Regions from separate parts of the Homo sapiens genome. Here all the other regions are linked to region 3. The links are chromatin loops, found by intact Hi-C in ENCODE. Cell type or tissue: endothelial cell of umbilical vein. All regions are shown on one strand.

Region 1 (5,000 bases), 140 kb after region 3:
CTGTTGTTTATAAGCCACTGAGTGTTAGGTATTCTTTACAGTAGTATGCATGGGCTAAGACGGAGGACTGAAAGGCACATCAGACAGAACTCTGAGTAAGTCTTGCCTCATCCCTTTCCCAGTCCTTCTTCCTTTCTCCTGATCCCTTTCAGAGCATCTGACTCCTCCATTGCCAAGTCTACAAGCTGGTCAGCCGGTTCATTACCAAGTCCTGTCCACTGGACCTCTCAATACACCTGCCCTCTGAAGCCTCACCTTCATGACTCACCTGGATCCAGCTTCTGCCTGCTGTCTTTTCCTCCAACTCCAGACCACGCCAATCTCTACACAGTGTCCCAACTGACCCTTGAAAAAGCCAATCTAATATGGGATAAGTCTAGACCAAAGGCCTGGGTTTCCCGTTGCTTTTAGGATGAGGAGTCATGTCCTTGCCTGGTCTTCAGCCCCTGTGTGCCTTAGCTCCACCTACATCTCTCTGTGCTCACTGTGAGGACTCAGGGTCTCCCTCCACCTGATTTGAGGACTCAGGGTCTCTCTCCACCCAGCGTGGGGACTCAGGGTCTCTCTCCACCCAGTGTGGGGACTCTGCTTCTCTCTGCCCAGTGTGGGGACTCAGGGTCTCTCTCCACCCAGTGTGGGGACTCTGCTTCTCTCTGCCCAGTGTGGGGACTCAGGGCCTCTCTCCACCCATTGTGGGGACTCAGGGTCTCTCTCCACCCAGTGTGAGGACTCTGGGTCTCTCTCCACCCAGTGTAGGGGCTCAGGGCCTCTCTCCACCCAGCATGGGGACTCAGGGCCTCTCTCCGCCCAGTGTGGGGACTCAGGGTCTCTCTCTGCCCAATGTGGGGACTCAGCCTCTCTTTGCTCAGCGTGGGGACTCAGGGTCTCTCTCCGCCCAGTGTGGGGACTCAGGGCCTCTCTCCGCCCAGTGTGGGAACTCAGGGTCTCTCTCCACCCAGTGTGAGGACTCAGGGTCTCTCTCTGCCCAGTGGGGGGACTCGGCCTCTCTCTGCTCAGTGTGGAGACTCAGGGTCTCTCTCCGCCCAGTGCGGGGACTCAGGGTCTCTCTCCACCCATTGTGAGGACTCGGCCTCTCTCTGCTCAGTGTGGGGACTCAGGGTCTCTCTCCACCCAGTATGAGGTCTCAGGGTCTCTCTCTGCTCAGTGTGGAGACTCAGGGTCTCTCTCCGCCCAGTGTGAGGTCTCAGGGTCCTTGCATGAGCTCTTTCCTCTCCTGGGAATTCCTTTTGCTTCCGGGCTGACACCAGTGATCCTGGAGGTCTCCATGTGAATGTCCCTTCCTCAGGAATCCTTTCCTGGCCATTATTCCTCAGCAAGCACACTTTCCTCTCCTCAAAACTCTTCCCACAATTGTAACCAAACACCGACTTGTGTGAAGCAGGTGATTTGTCTTCCTGCTGCACTGTGAGTGCCACGGGGGCCTGGAGCACGTCTCCCTGTGTGTCACCAAACCACCAGTGCCTGACTCAGAAAAAGCAGCTCAGAAATATCAGGGGAATTGAATAATTCATCCAAATATCAAATTTCAAAAGCATGGTGCAGAAAAATATCAGTGGCTTTCATCAACCACACACTAAAACATTAGATGGGTCTAGATGCAGGCATAGTTACAAATGTGGCGTCCCCACGGAGGCATGGCCCCGTCACCCTGGGCACCAGCCAGGCCACACCCTGAGTATTCTAGTTGTACCATTCTTCTTTAAAAAGATACTGGTTGAAATACATGTGGACTGGGACATGCTCTCCCTTCTGGAGGGTAAGGTAGCCCACATCTTACTTAATGCAAAGCGCTGCTATTTCCACTAAAGTTTTCAGGAGCCTAGTTCTAGTTACCTTCATACAATGCCTGGCCCACTGTAGGTGTTCCCTGAAAGTCCAGGCAGCAGGCCAGCTGCAGCGTGAGCAGCTGCAGGGAGGGAGCCTCAGGGCTGTCCCTGAAGGAGCCAGCCCAGCCTGGCCACCTCCAAAGCCCGCATGCTTCAGGGGAACATGAGGCGCTCAGCCCTCCTCTGGCTCAATTCAGGCAAAACAGGAGAAAACGCATATAACGTTAGCCTGGGGGACCTGTCAAAATGCTTTCCAGCCTTAAGCTTCTGCGATTTTAAAATTGTCTTGGGCTAAATGGTCAGGACTCAAAGGAGGGATTGGGAGGGTTGGGGGATGCTTACAGTCGGGACCCAGCCCGTCCTGGAATTGGACATAAAACAGCCAATTGAAGGAAAAGAATTGGGAGGCCCTGCTGGGATTCAGTCATAAGAGGAAATGAAACCAAGGGAAATTATTTAATACCGGTATTTCCTAATCATAACTTTTTGCTTCTTTGAACCGCCCTATGGGCCAATCTCATTGCAATCTTGCATTGAAGGAGGAAGAGGGTGGAGGAGAGGCGGTTGCTGCGGCATTTGGCTCTGCCTCAGGGTGACACTTCCGAAGGAGGTCCCCACCAAGCCCTGTGTCCAGAGCTGGGAGCGTTCTGAAAGGTAAACCCAAGGTCAGAGAATGACTCCCCAGTGCAGAAGAGAAGACGGATGACTCCTGCAGTACCTGAGACACCACCTCCTGAGCCAGCCACTTCCTGCTGGGGGCCTGAAAAAGACAGAACCAAGACATGAGGGATCTGGTGGTGTTTCCTGGATGTCTGGGGCTTGGGGATTCTGTGTGCATGGTAGAGAGGGGGTCCCAACTCCCAAACTCCAGCAGCAGTGAGCAGAGCTGCACAGGTTGTCCGAGCAGAAACAGGAGAAAGGAGGTCTGTCCCCATGTGGGGGCCTGCACGTCTCACACCTTCAGTGTGTGGGCTGAGGATGAGGCCTCAGGCTGCAATGAGCATGCTGTCCCCAGACACTAATGTCGGCTTTCCCTTTGCCCAGACCTGGACAGTCACTCAGGTGTGGGGTCAGCGCTGAAGCACCGGCTGTTTCCTAGAAACACAAGCACACCCTCAGGCCTCCCTCCCTCTACAGGAGAATGTAACCAAATATTCCATTTCTCCAGTGGATCTGTGTGCCAAGGGAAACTTAACTGCCACTTGGAGCATAACTGAAGGGGTGACAAATTATTTAGGGGATATTTGGGTTGCAAGGAATATCCTTTTAAAAACAACAAAGTGCCATCTTTTGCTTTTATCATGATGGCACATGGTGGGGGGGAACTACATTTTTATTTGCTTGTTGTTGGGTACAGAGTTGCTTTCACGTTTCTCCTTCTCACACAGGTCCAAGTGCCCAGCCTCCCTCTGTCACCTCCCCATCCCCCTGTCAGAGCACTCAGGCCTGTCCCCAGGGAGTTCTACGGGCTCCCTGCAGGCCCTCTGAGGGGCCTCCCATCCCACGGGACCTGCCTCCATCAGCCTCATACAACTTGCTTTGCCTCTGGCCACTCTGATCCGCGCCCCCACGTTTGCAGCGCTTAATTATGTGTGGACTCCTGTGCTTGCTAGTTCAAAAAAGACCCTGAAAATAATCCAGTTTAACCTCTTCATTTTAGAGATAAAGACACTAAATTAAGTAGGTAAGGAATTTAAGTTCCACTCAGGGTCAACCCAGACATTTAATGGAAGAATAAAAATCAACCCCCTCATCTTCCCATCACTCTCTGCCACACCACGATGGCATCTGACTGTTTCATGTTTATGTCAGATGCACCATTGATTTGATAAGGGGCTTTGACAATACTTTTTAAAATAGAAATAATAAGGAAACACTTCCACATAAATGGAATTGCATCCTGGATTTCAGAGAAATGCTTAGGTGAGGGGAAGAGGGGTCTTGCGATCCAGGAAATGTCCTTCTACAGCCCTGTCCACTACCCAAAGCCTCGCCTGCCCCACAGCCCCGGTGCTGAGATGGGGTTCTGAGATGGGGGGACCGTGTGTGGTGGTCCTGCCAGGTAGATGGAGCGATTCGCTAGTGTGGCTCTCGGGTCATGACCCTCCCTGTTGTGGGTCCCAGGGGGTGGGTTATTGGAATTGCAAGCTCCCCGATGTCTGGCTTTGCCGGCACCCACCTGCAGCCTTGCCATGGCACTGTCCCCTCAAGCTTCTGCTTAGAGGCTGTCACCCGGAAGAATTGCTGAGGCCAGCCCTGCCTCTCACCTAGGGTATTGACGGTCATTGTGAAGAGCATAATGCTTTCCACTAATCCATCGAGATGAGGCAACATAACAGCACTATTCCTATCCATAGAAATAAATAGAAAGGAGCTGATATCCTCATCTCTTGATGTGATGGGGCTACATGCTTTGATCATCGAAGTGCTTCTGTATACTTGATCTCAAGAGGGGAGAGCAGTGCAGAGGGAAATAGTCAACTTTTTTGTTTTTGTAAGTAGCACAGTAGACTTTTTTAATGATTAAATGATTTTTTTCCAGATTTGATAAAACTGAAAGGAACTTTTGTTTTCTGTTTCTGTTGGGCTGATTTAAAGAAGAGATGAAATTAAAAAGATAAATAACAACAACAAACAACAAACAAAACAGTAACTGGGAAAGCTTCTAGAAAGCCAAGGGTATCTTTTCATCTTCCATCCTAGCTGAATCTCCTACTCTGTCTTCTGCACTGATTTTCTCTTTCTTTTATACCTTAGACAGGGTTCTGCCTAGTCCTATTTTTATATCTTTACAAGACACAAGATTACAGCCTACTCCCCATTTTAGGACTCGAATGACACTTTCACTATTTGACATTTGTTTTGGTCTGTCGAGCTAAGAATAATTTGTGGGAGCCCAACAGCTGATTTTAATAAAAGAACCATGGAAATAATATTCGAAACAAACACAAAGCATCAGCCATCTCCAGCAAAGGAGCTGGCATGCAAATCCAGATTATCTTCCCCACCTGGCCACCCTCATGCTGGCCTGGGAGCTCACAGCATTCAGCACACAGGTTCAATCTTGACGGGATAAGCCTGCTTGTGTTTCAGAGCTGGGTGGCAGACAGGCCACTGGTGCAATTCTGTGTCTCACGCCCTGGGGGATTGTTC
Region 2 (5,000 bases), 110 kb before region 3:
TGGAGCAACTAGAAAATGCCACCCTCTGAAAGAGAAGCTCACAGTGACCAATAGAAAATTAATGAGCTCAGGCACCTGTATATATACACCAGGAACTGAGTCATTTGCCAGCGTGCTCAGAGGTTCAGTAGTGTTTCCGGCGGTGTGTGCTGGAGAAGGTCACTTCTGTAAGGTAATACAGGGATTGAGGGTGCCTGAGTATGCAGACCTCTGTATATTGTTCCCCTTTCTTAGAGAGCTGAAATGCTCAATAATGCTTTAAATGCCCTGAGAGGCCCTACAAGGAAAACAAGCAAATCCAGGTTAATTTTATTTAACCTAGTGTTTTCTACAAGGGGTTTGACTCTAGGCCTCTCATTGTAGGACCACATTCACAGGAGGTTAGCGTAAGCCTCTCACATGCATTATCTCATTGAATTCCCTTATAGCGCTACACAATTTGCCACTGTTAGTACCCACATGTGATGAATAATGAAACAGAATCTAACAGCGATGAAATAAACTAACCTCAGGGAACAGTGAGTGCTGGAACCTGGGCTGACTCCCTGCAGCCTGCACAGAGGCTGTGTCCCACACACTCCCCACCCAGGCACACCAGCAGGCTCTTCTGAGCTGCCGCAGGAGCTGCCCAGTTCCCATGAGAGGTCCATCCCCTGGGTGGAGATAGAGAAACTGGGCATTCAGAGCCCAACAGCTCTCAAGTACTGTTCCTCTTAAGGCCACTCCCCAACCCCTCATCCTCTGGTTGGTGCTCACCAGTGGGTCAATGGTAGAAATTTTGTTTTCCAGATTGGTTTATCAACTTTGAGAGAAGAGTGTGCTTTGCAGACTGGCCTCTGTGAATGCATCATCCTCCTCACAATCTGAGCAGGGCTTCACAAGGTCACAAGGGAAGCACTAACTGTGGACGTTCGGGAAGGGTCGTACGTCATCGTGGGGGCTGTCTTGTGCACTGGGGATGCTTGCGAGCATCCCTGGCCTCCACCTACCGGAAGCCAGTAGCACCCCTCACCCTCCCCAACAGGTTGTGGTGACCAAAAATGTCTCCAGCCATTGCCAATGTCCCCTGGGGGGCAGAATTGCCTGGTGAGAATGACTTGAGTTAGAGCATTATGTTAATTCACACCCCCCATCCATTTGCATGTCTGTGAGCATGAATCAGGCCGCGGGAGCACCCCCCGGTCTTGGGTAAATAGAGAAACTTGGGATTCTGAAATTGCACAGTATTAGGCTGTTCTTGCATTGCTATAAAAAATACCTGAGACTGGATAATTTATAGAGAAAAGAGGTTTAATTGGCTCATGGATCCTCAGGCTGTACAGGAAGCATGATACTGGCATCTGCTCAGTTTCTGGGGAAGCCTCAGGAAACTTACAATCGTGGTGGAAGGTGAAGCGGGAGTACGCATGTCACACATCACATGGCAAAAGCAGGAGCACTTTTAAATGACCAGATTTTGCAAGAACTCACTCACTATCATGAGGATAGCACCAACGGAACGGCACTAAACTATTCGTGAGAAATCCACCCCATGATCCAGTCACCTCTCACCAGGCCCCACCTCCAGCACTGGGGATTACAATTCAACATGAGATTTAGACAAGGACAGAACCAAACCCCATCACATAGGAAGCTGAAACTTAGCGACTGAACCCCAGGGCACCTGGATCAGTCAGTGCCCCAGGAGGAACCAGAAGGCCCACTAGGACTGGGGAACTGAGGTAAGCCTAAGGATAATCAAGATAGCGCCAGCGGAGTTGAGGGACATCAACAAAGAATGATGCAGCATGCTGGGCTCAGCTCAGCTGGAAGTGATTGTCATCCCTGCACTTGCAGGGGCAGATGAGTAAGCAATTTCCCGAACCTGGAGAGTTGTATGGAAAGACTGCCCAAGCCAAGCTGTAGCCCTTAGGACAGAGACACAGCCTTCTGGAGCAACCTGGCATGGAGTGCCGGGGAGAAATGACTCCCTTCATACTCTTCCTCCTTCCTGTTTTTTGCTGTCTTCCTCCATTGGCCAAGGTGATAGAAAGCCAAAAGACAAGAGAGTGGCGAATGTGGAATACTCGCTCTCATTCTAGATCAGTTTTCTCCAAATTACTCACAAGCCATCCCAGCATCATTTATTGTGTGATTCTTTTCCCCAAATGGAGTGCTTATTTATTGTCTATTGAATTGTTATATAAAACAGTCTTATTTTTGTTGATTCTGTTATGCTACTCTATATATCTTTTAAAAAATGAGCTCCTCATTATTTCAATTATTTGCTTTGTGACATGGTTTAATATGTAATGGAACTAGCTGGACTAATTTTGCTGCCAAACTACAGTTTACCATTCCCCCTTCCTCCTTCTTTGTTTATTTTCCCATTGTGTGTCTTAAATGACTAACAGCCCAAACCTTTCTGATTGCAGTGGGCAGATTGCCTGAACCTTACTATAAATTTAGTACTCTTTAACACTTACCCAGGTTTTCTTTGATTTGCTTTCCTTTTCATTAAAAACAAAACATTCTTGAAAATTATTCCTCGGCATGTTTGCTAGAATGGTTTATTTCAGCTTGGATGTATGCATTTCTCTCCTTTCCAAATGGAAAATTCTATAAAACTAAAAAACAAGCATACCACACTCTTCCTTTTTTTAGACCAGTATTTCCAACAGTAGCCTCAGCTTTGTTTTGGTCTCCAGTTCTGTCCTAAGTCTCGTTTGAGCAGTGTTGCCTTCTTGAGACCTGATGCTTCACCCGGACACGCACCATTTGTTCAGTGTAAATGTTTTGTTTTTAATGAGAAAAATTTAGTCTCAATATCTGCAAGGAAAAGTAAGATTTTGGTATCCAACATTACTACTAATCCTTTGGGATGTGTAAAATGCACGACATCTGGGTACAATAAACAATAATATGGTCTAATAATGTTTTCATTGCTCAGCATCCTTTTAATAAGCTGTCCACAGGTTTTTTTAAAAAATGTCTTAAACAAATAATAACAAGGAAATTTCAGAACCACAGACATCATTAGCTTGTATTTCCTGAGAGTGATTCCGCAGAGTGAAATAGGGACATACACAGGTGAGATAAAATTTCTGGTTGAGAGAGACATTTATCATAGCACAGGGGGAAATGCCTAATGAGTTACACGAAAGCAAAACATCCAGACTCTTGCAATTTTGACTTCTGCTGCATCTTGAAGCAGGCGCTGTGGACTGAAGGAAGGGTCGTGATGATTAAGCTCCAACTGGAGCCAGTGGAACAATGTAAAAAATTTACCCTTCAATTTGGTTAACTTTCCTTTTTTTTTTTTTTTTAAGTACCTTTTGGTTTCACACAGCTTTAAAATGTACTAAATAACACTAGCAAGAATTCCACCAATGCAGCAATGAGACAAGACCATAATTTATCTGGGAAATTGACCAAAACAAAAATACATTACTGAAAAAGGTGAAGAATGGCTTCCCCTTTCTCTTTCTCTGTTGGCGGAGTGATTTTGTGTACTTGGCTCCAGCAGGGAAAACAAGCGTTGATAAATTAGGTGTTGCAAGCACCCTCCTGCCAGGTTAGCAGGCGGGACCTGTGGCATGCTTTCCCTCACTGGCTGTCACGCTCTCTCTCTCCTTGGGGACATCAGGAAGCTGTCCAGAAAAATAATTGCTTGACATGGTGGGTGGGTCAGGACCCTTTCCAAGCGACCTAGAAGAAAGAATAAAATATTACATTCAAATATCTGTCTAGCAAACATGCCTATATTTTGTATTTTCCATAATTCCACCATGCAAACAAGTCAGTTGATGTATTACCTTCGAACAGTGTAAGTGTTAAGGGGAATAAAAAGTAGAAATGTGTGGTCTCTTCCTTAAAGAGGTACAAGTAACAGAACATTTCTAATTTAAAATTAGCCAGTAATATGAGATATTGTTCGTGTTTATATGTGAATTAAATACTACAAAGAATATGACCTACTGGGGATACATCCCCCAAGCAGATCAGAGGACAGGCTCTGTGGCAACTCTGAAAGGAACCTGGCTCCAGGGGTCAGGAGCCTCTCAAGATCCTCAGCTGAGGGCTCAGGAACTAACACATCTCTCCACTGGAACACCCAGCAAACTGGAAATTGTGAGATATCTGAACAGCATCCATGGTTTTAAAGAAGGGACCAACCTGTACAAATACCTCCCTATGCTGACAGCCTGCCTCAGGAGCACAAGATAACTCTGAAATAACCAATTCACATTCTCAAAGAGATTTGAGGACATTCTTTAGAGAGAAAAGGGAGTAGTATAAACTGGGAAGGATGCTTCGTAAGTTTTGTTTTGTTTCTAATCAAGTAGTCAATAGTAGATTGGCTCCTCCAGAAAACTGAGTATTTATTACTTTTATAATCAGAAAAAAAGTGAAACGATTTGCATTTTGGATTTTAAGAAGAAAAGCATACAATTAGATACATCTCTGTGAAGATTTCAAAATTCCAGAAATACAGGCAACCTGCTGAAACAAAACAAAACAAAACAAAACAAAACAAAACAGGCATTTCACTTCTTTGCAGCAAGATATATCAGTCACAGTGGACCCGCAGCTTCTGAGTGTTGAGGGGACATCTGTGGCCCCAGCATCCAATCTTGCCAAGTATCGTCCCTTCCTGTGGCCACAATCACAACGATCTCAGGAAGGGCCCCTTCCCCCACTGTGAAAGTTGCCAGGAAAGATCTCCTGAGAACTGAGCAATGATCAAAATGTGGAAGGTAATAACAGGGAAGATTTGTATAAAATAAACCACATGAAATGGACATGAAGGAGTAAGTAAACATTGATAACAAGTTTATAAAACTCAATGCCTCAAGGCGGGCAGATCACCTGAGGTCAGGATTTCGAGACCAGCCTGGCCAACATGGCAAATCCCTGTGTCTACTAAAAGTACAAGAATTAGCTGGGTGTGGTGGCACGTGCCTGTAATCCCAGCTACTCAGAAGGCTGAGGCAGGAGAATCGCTTAAAAGTGGGAGGTGG
Region 3 (5,000 bases):
TTTGCATAGTAATTTTAAGACCACCTAACTGAATTCTCCTATTGATTCTAATAATGTTTTCGCTTGATTTACTTTGTGTTTCTAGACACACACTAATGCCATCTTCAAATGATCTCTTATCTAATTGCATTGGCTGGTATTTCCAAAACCATATTAAATAACAACAGTGAACATAGGCATCCTTTTCATTGTCTTGACTTTAATTTGAATGGCTTTATTGTGTCACAGTGAAGCATGACAATGATTTTTGTTTTGAGATTTTTTAAGAACCACATTAGAGAACTGCAACAGAATCTCATATCACATGGATTGTTTGTTTAGTGCATGTGTAGGTGAAATTAATTAAGATAGGTTGGATTTTAGCCAAGGAGCTCTTTGGCATTTATTAATTGATCATATTATCTTCCTCTTTTGACTTATTCAATGGATGTTGAATTAATTAATAGATTCAGATGCCTAGTTGGTTGTGGTTTATGTGCTTGCTTTTATATTCTTGCAGAGGGAAGTCTGTGCCTGTCCAGGGTTGGGCAGAGATGGATTCTGAAGTTGTCGTAGATCTCAGACTAGTTCTCTGAAGGTCAGATAGAGGAAAGGGAAGAAATTTTAAATTGCTTGTAGTTTTTCTCTGCCAGCTTGTTACTGTGCAGAGGGGTGTTCAGGATGTGGGGGCAAGGAAGCTGGGGGCCACCTGGGGGCTGTGCCTCTGTGTATTTTGGCAGCCATAGCCCCCCTGTTTGTTTATGTGTTTGTTTGTTTGTTTGGCTTGTAGGCCAAGGCCCTCAAGTGAAATTGGCTCAGAGGAGTCTCTACATGGTGTGGCCCCACTCTTCTTTCCATCCTTGATCACCAGGTTAGATGCTGGCACGGAGACCTTTCTCTGCCCATCTGTATTAGTCCGTTCTCACATTGCCAGTAAAGACATATCTGAGACTGGGTAATTTATAAAGAAAGTTTAACTGACTCACAGTTCTGCAGGGCTGGGCAGGCCTCAGGAAACTTATAATCATGGAGGAAGGGGAAGCAAACACATCCTTCTTCACATAGCGGCAGCAAGGAAAAGTGCTGAGCAAAAGGGGAAAAGTCCCTTATAAAACCATCAGATCTCGTGAGAACTCACTCACTATCACCAGAACAGCATGGAGGTAACCACCCCCGTGATTCAATTACCTCCCACCGTGTTGCTCCCACAGCACATGGGGATTACGAGAACTACAGTTCAAGATGAGATTTGGGTGGGACACAGCCAAACCATATCACTGTCTTCCTCTGGTTAAGTGGCTCCTGTGGGGAAGTCACGTGGGGGAGTATCTGCTTCCTTTGCCCCATCCCCTTCTGCACCTCATCTGGCAGAGATTCATCGGGGTTGGCCCTGGGGCACTCTCCACTGTTGGCAAGGCCAGGGTGCTTTCCTCCAAGTTTGTGTCTCCGTAGCCACTCAGTGACCATCTTCAAGAGAAGGGAGTAGACAAGGAATAGTGTTTGCTGAGAAGATTCCTAGTTGTTTTAAAAAGTGCATGTGCTGGTGTGCACGCGTACACACACACACACACACACACATATACAGTACACTATAAATTCGTATACAAAACCTTCTTGGCCAAAGTTAGAAACGTCGGAGCCTAAGTTAGCACAGAGACCCAGAAGAAACCCAAAGCCAGCACTGTGAGGCGCAGGAGCCCGTAGGGTAGAAAGCTACATTCCGCCACTCCCGAGAAAGACGACTGGGCCTGGGCAGGCGAAGGTGACTGTGGCCCTTTCTCTCAAGCCAGGGAGCCAGCTCCAGGGGCCCTACAGCCTGACCTGCGCCCCTCCAGCTGGGGCCCACTGCTCCCCATCCCGAGTCCTGCTCAGAGACAGAATCTTCATTTGTCCTCTATTTCATTATTCGGGGTCAGACTCTGGGTCTTCCAAGCTGACAGCAGGGAACCTGATAAGCGAATCTTCGCTAATAAGAGAAGCTCCGGCTAATTTGGCCTAAATTCCCCATATCCCTGGCACCCTGCTAAGGGAAACAGTCACATCAAAAGCAGCCAAGATCATGCCTTCTTTTTCTGTGTTTTGTTGTTATTGTTGTTTTCAAAAACACTTTCACGCAAGCTATTGTCATTTATCTTCATATGTGAGCATGGTCGAAATGATGGCTCCAATTTTCCAGATAAAGCTGAAGCTGCCAAGAGCCCAGGATCTGGTTCCCAATCTCTGCACTCCTGGACAGCTACGCCGGGTTATCCAGGGGCCCCCAGGTCTTTCTAACCTAATCTGCTCAGGAGGAGAAGCAACCCAGGCTGTTCCACATGCATCTTAAAATTTTAAATATTTAAACGTATCCCTTCAGACTAGCTTTCGTGACACCAAGGTGGAAATGAGTAACAGACATCTTTCCAGAGAAAAGACCACTCTCTCCTTCTGTGGCGTGGCTTTCAGGAAATGGGAGGGGAGTGCGAGGAAATCAGATCTAAAGGAACACCGAGAGTCCATAAAGAATAATTACAACCATGAGCCACGGGGAAGAGGAAATGGACTCCGGAGTCTGATAAATAGGATTTTATTAACTTATTAACCTCGCTGGCCTATCTAGGAAGCTAAAAGCGAGACCTTTCAGCCCAGCAGTGACCAGTGCACACTGGGAACCGACAAGCAGATGGAACACACAGGGCCTTGTTTAGACAGAGGCGGAAAAAGCAGCCCAGCAGTGTGGGCACTACATGTCTTTATTCCTAGGGGAATGTTTGCTGGAAGGGAAATTATCTTGAAATATGAAGCTGGTGATATTTCATCCATAGTCATACTAGAGATAAAAGATCTGATGCTTTAAAAAAAAAGTAGAGAGAGTAACATGAAGTGAAAAGTATTTCTTCCTTTCATGGGAAGATTAACTCACGTTGGGGGAATATAATTTTGAACCTGGAAATTGGCGATGTCTGGCTATCTATGTCCCAGGCGGCCATTGAGGCTCAGGAGGAGGCAGGGACCACATGGTGCGTTTCTAGACAAGCAACCGCCCAGCCGTCCCCTCGCCATAAACCCAGCCCGTTATTTGCAGCAGGCCACACAGACGCAGGGGAACAGGGCCTCTGCTTCTCTCTCAAGGACTGGAGTGGGGCTGTAATTCTTTGAAATCCAACAGCCCATTTAGTCATTTCATTTTTGCTGATCCAGCAGGCGGAATGGAGGCCCAGGAGTGAGCCTGGGTCTCTGGCTGCAGAGAGAGGAGTTCCAGCAGCTCCAGGCTCAGGTGCGTTTGCGCTGTGGCCCCCACAAACGGGGGCCCGCTGCCCCACATACTGAGTCTCTCTCAAGCTTCCTGAAATGACCGTGTGGGTTGTCTGGGCTGCAAACCTCCCAGTGACTACTCATCTCTCAGAGTAAATTCAAAGTCCTTGCAATGCCTCCATGCCCACATCCTCAGACCCTTCTCACCTTGTGGTTCCTCCCACTCCACGGCACGCAAGGCCCTCGCTGGTGGCAGGGCCTGTGGGCAGAATTCTCTTCTCCCAGGGGAGCACCTGGGGAATCCCCTCATTACCTCCCAGTCTTTGCTCCATTCCCTTTGCACCAAGGCCCACCAGGTCGGCTGTACTGGTCTGATGCTTCACTCAAGGCTCTATTCCTGTTTCCTTGGCACATGTCACCTTTTGGCTCATGAAGATGGACTGACACCTCCTCGATGGGGTATGTGCATTCCTTGTTTCCTCATAGCACATAAGTGCCGTGAGGACTGGGGCCTTGTCTGCATCTCACTCGTCTATTCCCAGCACCTAGAAGAACCATGGGCACACAGGGAAACAGGCAGCGAGTGTGTTTCCATCCAAAACAGCATCTCCAGTGTGTTTTTCTCTCTCAGCCCTTCCTTTCCAGAGTGGGAGAGAGGCCAGGACAGGCAGTCTATGCGCAAAAAAGTCCTTTAAATAAGGAAGGTAAAGATCCGGTTTTACGGCACTACCCCTACAGGAATTCCAGGCTTTCATAGAAACAAGTCCACATCCCTGTGCTGAAGTCTGCCGAAAGGAGGCCTCTCAACAGTGGGTGATAGTCCACAGTTTACAAGCGCTGGCTCCAGGCCTGACCAGAGAGGACCCCGAGCCGTGTTCCCCCTGCCTTCACTCTGCATTTTCTGGTTCAATTCAGGTCATAGCAGACTGTGGCTGTTATTCTAGCATGGTTACTAGCATATAAATATTTGTCAAGTGTTTCATTCAAATGCCTCTTCCAGGAAAAGAGGGTGGAGGGCCAGCCACGTGCCATTGGATGTTAAGGAAAGGTTGTTCCAGCAAATAAAACATGTGGCCTGAGACTTATGTACGAGGATGTTCAATACAATCTTACTTATAACAGTGAGAAAAGTACAAGCAACTTAAATAACCAATGGCAGAAGCATGGCCAAATAATTTATGGTACAACCATAATACAGTGTATTATGAACCTATAAAAATTATATTCTCATGGAATATTAAAGGTCATGGGGAAAGTCTATGAAAATGCAAAAGAAAAATATTAAAATATTCTCAGAAGCTATATCTGAATTGTATGTTTATAGGTAATTTTATTTTCATTTTTATACTTTTCTATTTTTAATGTTTTTTATAAGACTCATATATTACTTTTATTCTCTGGGGAAATAATGAATGCTGTCTTAAAATAAAGTGAACACAGTCTTGAGTAATAAGCTATGATGGATTATCCACACTACTTTGTTGAATTCAATATTTGGGAACAATATAAGCAAGTAACCAGCAGTGTCCTGTGCACCAACCTGGTTGGAAACTGCCCAGGTCTTATACACAATGTCACTGTGTCCTTGGGCTGAGGGGAAGCTCCCTGAACTTTGGTGGGTGATGATTCGGAAGAGGGTGAACTTCCCTTCTTAGTAGAAGAAGGTGCCCTAGGCCCTGGATGGGGCCTCAAGACCAGCCTTTTCCTCGGCTGTTCCTTGTATTAGGTTGGTGCAAAAGTAATTGCACTAAAATGCATTAAAAAATGGCAAAACCCGCAATTACTTT
Region 4 (5,000 bases), 110 kb after region 3:
CTGGAAGCTTCCTGCCCTCGAATATCAGACTCCAAGTTCTTTGGACTCTTGGACTTACACCAGTGGTTTGCCAGGGGCTTTCGGGCCTTTGGTCACAGACTGAAGGCTGCACTGTCAGCTTCCATACTTTTGAGGTTTTGGGACTTGGACTGGCTTCCTTGCTCCTCAGATTGCAGATGGCCATTTGATGCAGACGGCCTATTGGTGAAGCCTATTGTGGGACTTCACCTTGTGATCATGTGAGTCAATACTCCTTAATAAACTCCCTTTCATATATACATCTATCCTATTAGTCCCGTCCCTCTAAAGAACCCTGACTAATACAACATCATAAATCATTAGGGAAGAACAAATGAAAACCACAGTGAGATATAACCTCACACCCTTTTGGATGGCTACTATCAAAAACAGAAAATAATAAGAGTTGACAAGAATGTGGAGAAATTGGAACTCTTGTGTACACTCCTGGTGAGAACATAAAATGGTGCAGCCACTGTGAAAAAACAATGGTAGGTCCTCAAAATATTAAACATATAATTATCATACGATCCAGCAATTCCACATCTGGATTTATACCCAAAAGAAATGAAAGCAGAGACTTCAACAGATATTCATACACAAATATTCATAGCGGCAGCACGCACAATGGCTAAAACACGGAAGCAACCCAAATGCCCCTCAGTGGATGGCTGGATAAACAAAATGTGGTCTGGCCCGGCGCGGTGGCTCACGCCTGTAATCCCAGCACTTTGGGAGAGCAAGGCAGGCAGATCACGTCAGGAGATTGAGACCATCCTGGCTAACACGGTGAAACCCCGTCTCTACTAAAAATACAAAAAATTAGCCAGGCGTAGTGGCGGGCGCCTGTAGTCCCAGCTACTCGGGAGGCTGAGGCAGGAAAATGGCGTGAACCTGGGAGGCGGAGCTTGCAGTGAGCGGAGATCCCGCCACCGCACTCCAGCCTGGGCGACAGAGCGAGACTCCGTCACAAAACAACAACAACAACAACAATAAAATGTGGTCTATCCATACAATGGAATATCATTCAGCCTTTAAAAAGAAGAAGAGGCTGATACATGCTCTGACATGGATGAACCTTGAAGACGTGCTAAGTAAAATAAGCCAGACACAGAAAGCAAATACTGTATGATTCCACTTATAGGAGGTCCCTAGAGCAGTCAAAGTGATAGAGACAGAAAATAGAGACAGAAAGTAGGATGGTGGTTACTAGGGGAGGGAGAGGGGAGTAGGAAGTTAGCGTTTAGTGCGGACAGAGTGTCAGTTGGGGGAGATGAAAAACTTCTTGAGATGTTGACGAAAATTGCACAAAAATGTGAATGTACTTACTACTGAAATGTACTCTTAAAACGATTAGGATGATACATTTCATATGTATTTTAGCACAATTAAACATTTTTAAAATAAAATAAATTCCTTAAAAACATCCAATAAATTTTCAGCTTCTTCCCTTTGCCTCATATTATCCTTTCAATCAAGGCACAGACCTCTGGGTAAATATAAGAAGGCCTTCTTAGGGGCAGGCAGCTTTGGGGCCCATTTGGACTTCACAGTAATTCCTAAAAAAGAAGATGTGTGTAAGGTCACAGACCAGCTTCTGCATGAATGGAGGCAGACACCAGCAGCTCATTTAGGCATGACATGTTTTCCACTCATAATTTTTAAAGGTGCTCTTAAGCCAAGCTTCTTAAAACCTGGCCCCTTATAGTTACCTCCAGCAGCTTGAGTGGATGAAGTGACTTCCCACTCTACGGAAGAACATTTCCAGTCTCGGACTGCTGTGAGCATAAACCCTTCCATGACTAGAGGGACAGCCAGCAGGTCCAGGAGCAAAGTGTCCCTGTGTGTTAGTGACCTGGATCCTTCTTACCTGGGACTTGCTCCATCGAGGTCTCAGGGGTGTCACGAGGACAAGCACTGGCCTTTCTCACAGAGGTGGGCTTTGGGGATGGCCAGATGACGGTTGAGCAATAACAAAATGGAACAAGGATGCATTCGTGTCTGGGTCACAAGTCAGGATCTCAGTCCCTGTAAATCACTCCCCTGGCCAAGGACACTTGGTGGCCGTCACTGCATACAGCAGCCCTCCGATGGCCCAAGGCTGCCCTGAAGAAGGAGTCCGTGTTCAACACGGCCACAGCAGTGCAGACGTGTGTGGGGTCGTCAGTTCCCCTGGCTTGGCTGGCTCATCCTTCAGATGTAGAGAGGCACCACAGTGGTTTGTTGGTTTCACATCCACCAAAGAAACACATTTTACTTCTCAGAGAAAAGAGATGTTAAACTTCTCCAATTTGGGCAAGCTGCCAGTGACTGCTAGGAGCAGAGACCCTTCCAGAACACCTCACCTTAGCAGGTCCTGCTGAGGAGGAGAAGAAAGGAAAGGTGGGGAAGCACTCCTTTGTAACTTTATTTTGGTCTCATTTAAATGTGTTAAAATGAACATGCATTACTTCAGAAAATAAAAAAAGAAATGCACACATCCCCCAAAGGTGAAAACAACTGGTGCTGGTTACAGACGCTGGGTGTGAGCTGCCCCTGGGGCACATTAACGTATATTCACTATCAGGGAACAGGCCGGGGTGAATTTGAATATCAGATTTCATGTGAACAGATGTTAAAACCAATGAAATAATATTTGTCCTGGCAACGCTGCCCAGGATAAACATGATTACTGATTTAAAAAAAAAAAAAAAAACAAAAAAAAACAGTATCAGAGCAGATGAACACATACCGGGTCTACTGAAGTTGAAAAACAGCTTATTGTGAGGCTCGCCTGAGTCAGAAGCTTCTCCTCAATGTCAATAAAAGAAGACAAAGTCAAAAATCTCTTTGCTCCTTGCGGGAATCTAGAAAGAAATATGCCAAGAGACACCGGGCATGACTCATGGTTTTCTTATGATTCCCACAAGGAAAAACCAAAAGCATAGAGCTCAGTCCATGACAAATCCCAGGAGAGGTGACCTGGCAGAGTGGTTCCAGTGGGGCAGACACAGGGTTTAACCAGAGGCCTGTGTTTCTAGAGCCAGTGGCTGGTGGATGATGGAGAGACAGGTCTCAGGGGAAGAGTAGACCACGATACTTAAAAGGTTCAGCTGTAGTTTGCACACTTTTCTGGGGAGAGAACTTTGGGGTCTACTAGCCAGAGAATAATAGAATTTGGTGGGAATAACAGCTTCTCACCAGAGGCTTTTTGTGAATGTCTAATTCACATCTGCAAGGTCTGGATCTCAGTAGAACGTTTTCAGAGGTTTGAGTGCCACGCAGCTACACTTGCCCTTATGAGGCAAAGGGAATGGAGGCCACAGGCCATCGCCCTACTCTGGTTACGTAGTCTCTCACGCTCACCACACTTCAAAATCCTTGATAAAGATAGTAAAACAATTAACCTTTATCCTGTGCCATAGGCAAAAGCTGCTGCCAACGAAGCACCCCCTAGTCTTATGAAAACTGCTCCATCGAAGGTGGATACCTTGCCATGCAGCCCACCTTAGTGGTCACAACCCCGGCCTGGACCCAGCTCCGGCTTCCCACTGTGGGGATAACCACGCACACAGCCCTGGTTCACAGCAGGCTTCCAGGAGCCCACTCAGATGGGAACCTTGGAAAATGCCTACGAAGGATTCCAAATGAACATCATTCCAAAGGTTCAAATAAATTCCATAACGTGTCTATGAAATGTCTTTGAAATGGGTTAGTGCCTATGAAATAGACAAAAATAATACCTCTTAAAGTACAAAAGGATCATAAAGTGTTTGCAATTCTTTTGTAAAATGTCAGGGATTATTCCCACATTTGCTCACTTTCTTCTCTATAGTTATCTTCTCAATCACTGGGAGCAAAGGCATGAAACATCTTTGTCTGAAGATCTCTAATTTTACTCACTGTAGTTAGAAGTATAATGATTTTGTTTGTTGGTTTTGTGTTGCAGTGTTCTTTGAGGAAGAGTAATATAACCGTTTTTCTTTAACTTTTGTCAAGAGCCCTTAGGATGTTAGAAACCCTCAGAACTTAAAAAAAAAAAAAAAAAAAAATCCCTGCCTGAGAGTCTGTAAGTTGCTACAGCTGTTGTTTCTAAAAATGCCTGTAACCCTCGTTTTCCAGAAAAGGAAAGTATAATACACATTTTTAACCAGTAACTCTCATAAAATATCTACTATGTTAACAGGATTTCACTAGATTATTAAAAATACACAAAAAAGCAACTATTTCCACATCTTAAATGCTCAAATAAATTATGACCTATCTGCACAGTGGGAGTTGTTAAAATACAGCTATTAAAATTATGTTTTCAGAGAATTTTTAATATTGGAAAAATGCTCACTATATGACGTCAAGAGAAAGTAAGCCGGATATTAAGCCCTATACACAAACTTCATTGTCCTGATGAAAAATTGGCTCATTTTAATGTAGTTACAATGTATGGAACACTCATTATATGCCAGGTTAACAGGCAAAACTCAGCTTAGTTTACCTCATTTGTTCTTTTCAAACTTTCTACAGGTAGATACTATCCCCATTTTATATGAGAACACTGAGGCTCAGAGAGGTCAAATAATCTGCTGTCAGCACTCTTGCCTGGTAAAAGTGGCATTTGCAGCCCAAGTCCCAGCTCTAACCCTCCATATTCAAACGTGCGGTTCCAGGACCCGAGCATCAGCACCAGACCCTGCCCCACTCGCACCTTCTGAATCAGAGCCTGAATTTTCTCAAGATCCCCAGATGATGCATATGTTCCTTCAGCTTTGAGAAATGGCTCTAAACCATGCTATAAAGAATAAAACCTCCGAGAAAATGCATTGGAATGTTAACAGTGATTAACTGTGATTTTACAAGTGATTTTCATTTTCTTTTTTACATGTTTTTATATTTCCTAAATGATTTCCATGAGCAAATATTTCATCTACAATAAGAAAAGTGTTGAAGTGAACATTCCATCTTCTTCATTTGTTGATACAATAGAACGTAGATCTACAACATCATAA

What was found. Hi-C counts contacts between places; a loop is a spot of excess contacts. Peaks named below come from ENCODE experiments on the same cell type or tissue, not always from the same donor. Only the 100,000 strongest peaks of a DNase experiment are listed, where the experiment ranks them.
Region 1: it touches region 3 in a loop (2.5-fold over the local background); 6 of 110 quality-filtered maps call a loop at or near these places.
Region 2: it touches region 3 in a loop (4-fold over the local background); 3 of 110 quality-filtered maps call a loop at or near these places.
Region 4: it touches region 3 in a loop (1.9-fold over the local background); 4 of 110 quality-filtered maps call a loop at or near these places.

Annotation. Positions count from the first base shown.
Region 1 is chr2:236,745,976-236,750,975 of GRCh38, reverse strand. No RefSeq gene overlaps it. Among named protein-coding and RNA genes, the nearest start is that of ACKR3, 180 kb to the right of the region's middle. In endothelial cell of umbilical vein, no CTCF peak of the experiment used is centred here; a DNase peak (open chromatin) is centred at 2,145.
Region 2 is chr2:236,995,790-237,000,789 of GRCh38, reverse strand. The region is part of intron 1 of COPS8-DT (COPS8 divergent transcript); the gene reads left to right. Among named protein-coding and RNA genes, the nearest start is that of COPS8-DT, 88 kb to the left of the region's middle. In endothelial cell of umbilical vein, no CTCF peak of the experiment used is centred here; DNase peaks (open chromatin) are centred at 1,869 and 2,369; H3K27ac peaks cover 2,052 bases.
Region 3 is chr2:236,886,868-236,891,867 of GRCh38, reverse strand. No RefSeq gene overlaps it. Among named protein-coding and RNA genes, the nearest start is that of COPS8-DT, 200 kb to the left of the region's middle. In endothelial cell of umbilical vein, no CTCF peak of the experiment used is centred here; DNase peaks (open chromatin) are centred at 2,457 and 4,117; H3K27ac peaks cover 3,391 bases.
Region 4 is chr2:236,774,774-236,779,773 of GRCh38, reverse strand. It overlaps LOC105373949 (a long non-coding RNA gene), which reads right to left. Exons shown (of 5, transcript XR_924026.3): 3 at 2,750-2,864; 4 at 1,889-2,374. Among named protein-coding and RNA genes, the nearest start is that of ACKR3, 210 kb to the right of the region's middle. RefSeq lists an enhancer at 4,876-5,000. In endothelial cell of umbilical vein, no CTCF peak of the experiment used is centred here; a DNase peak (open chromatin) is centred at 2,763; H3K27ac peaks cover 1,437 bases.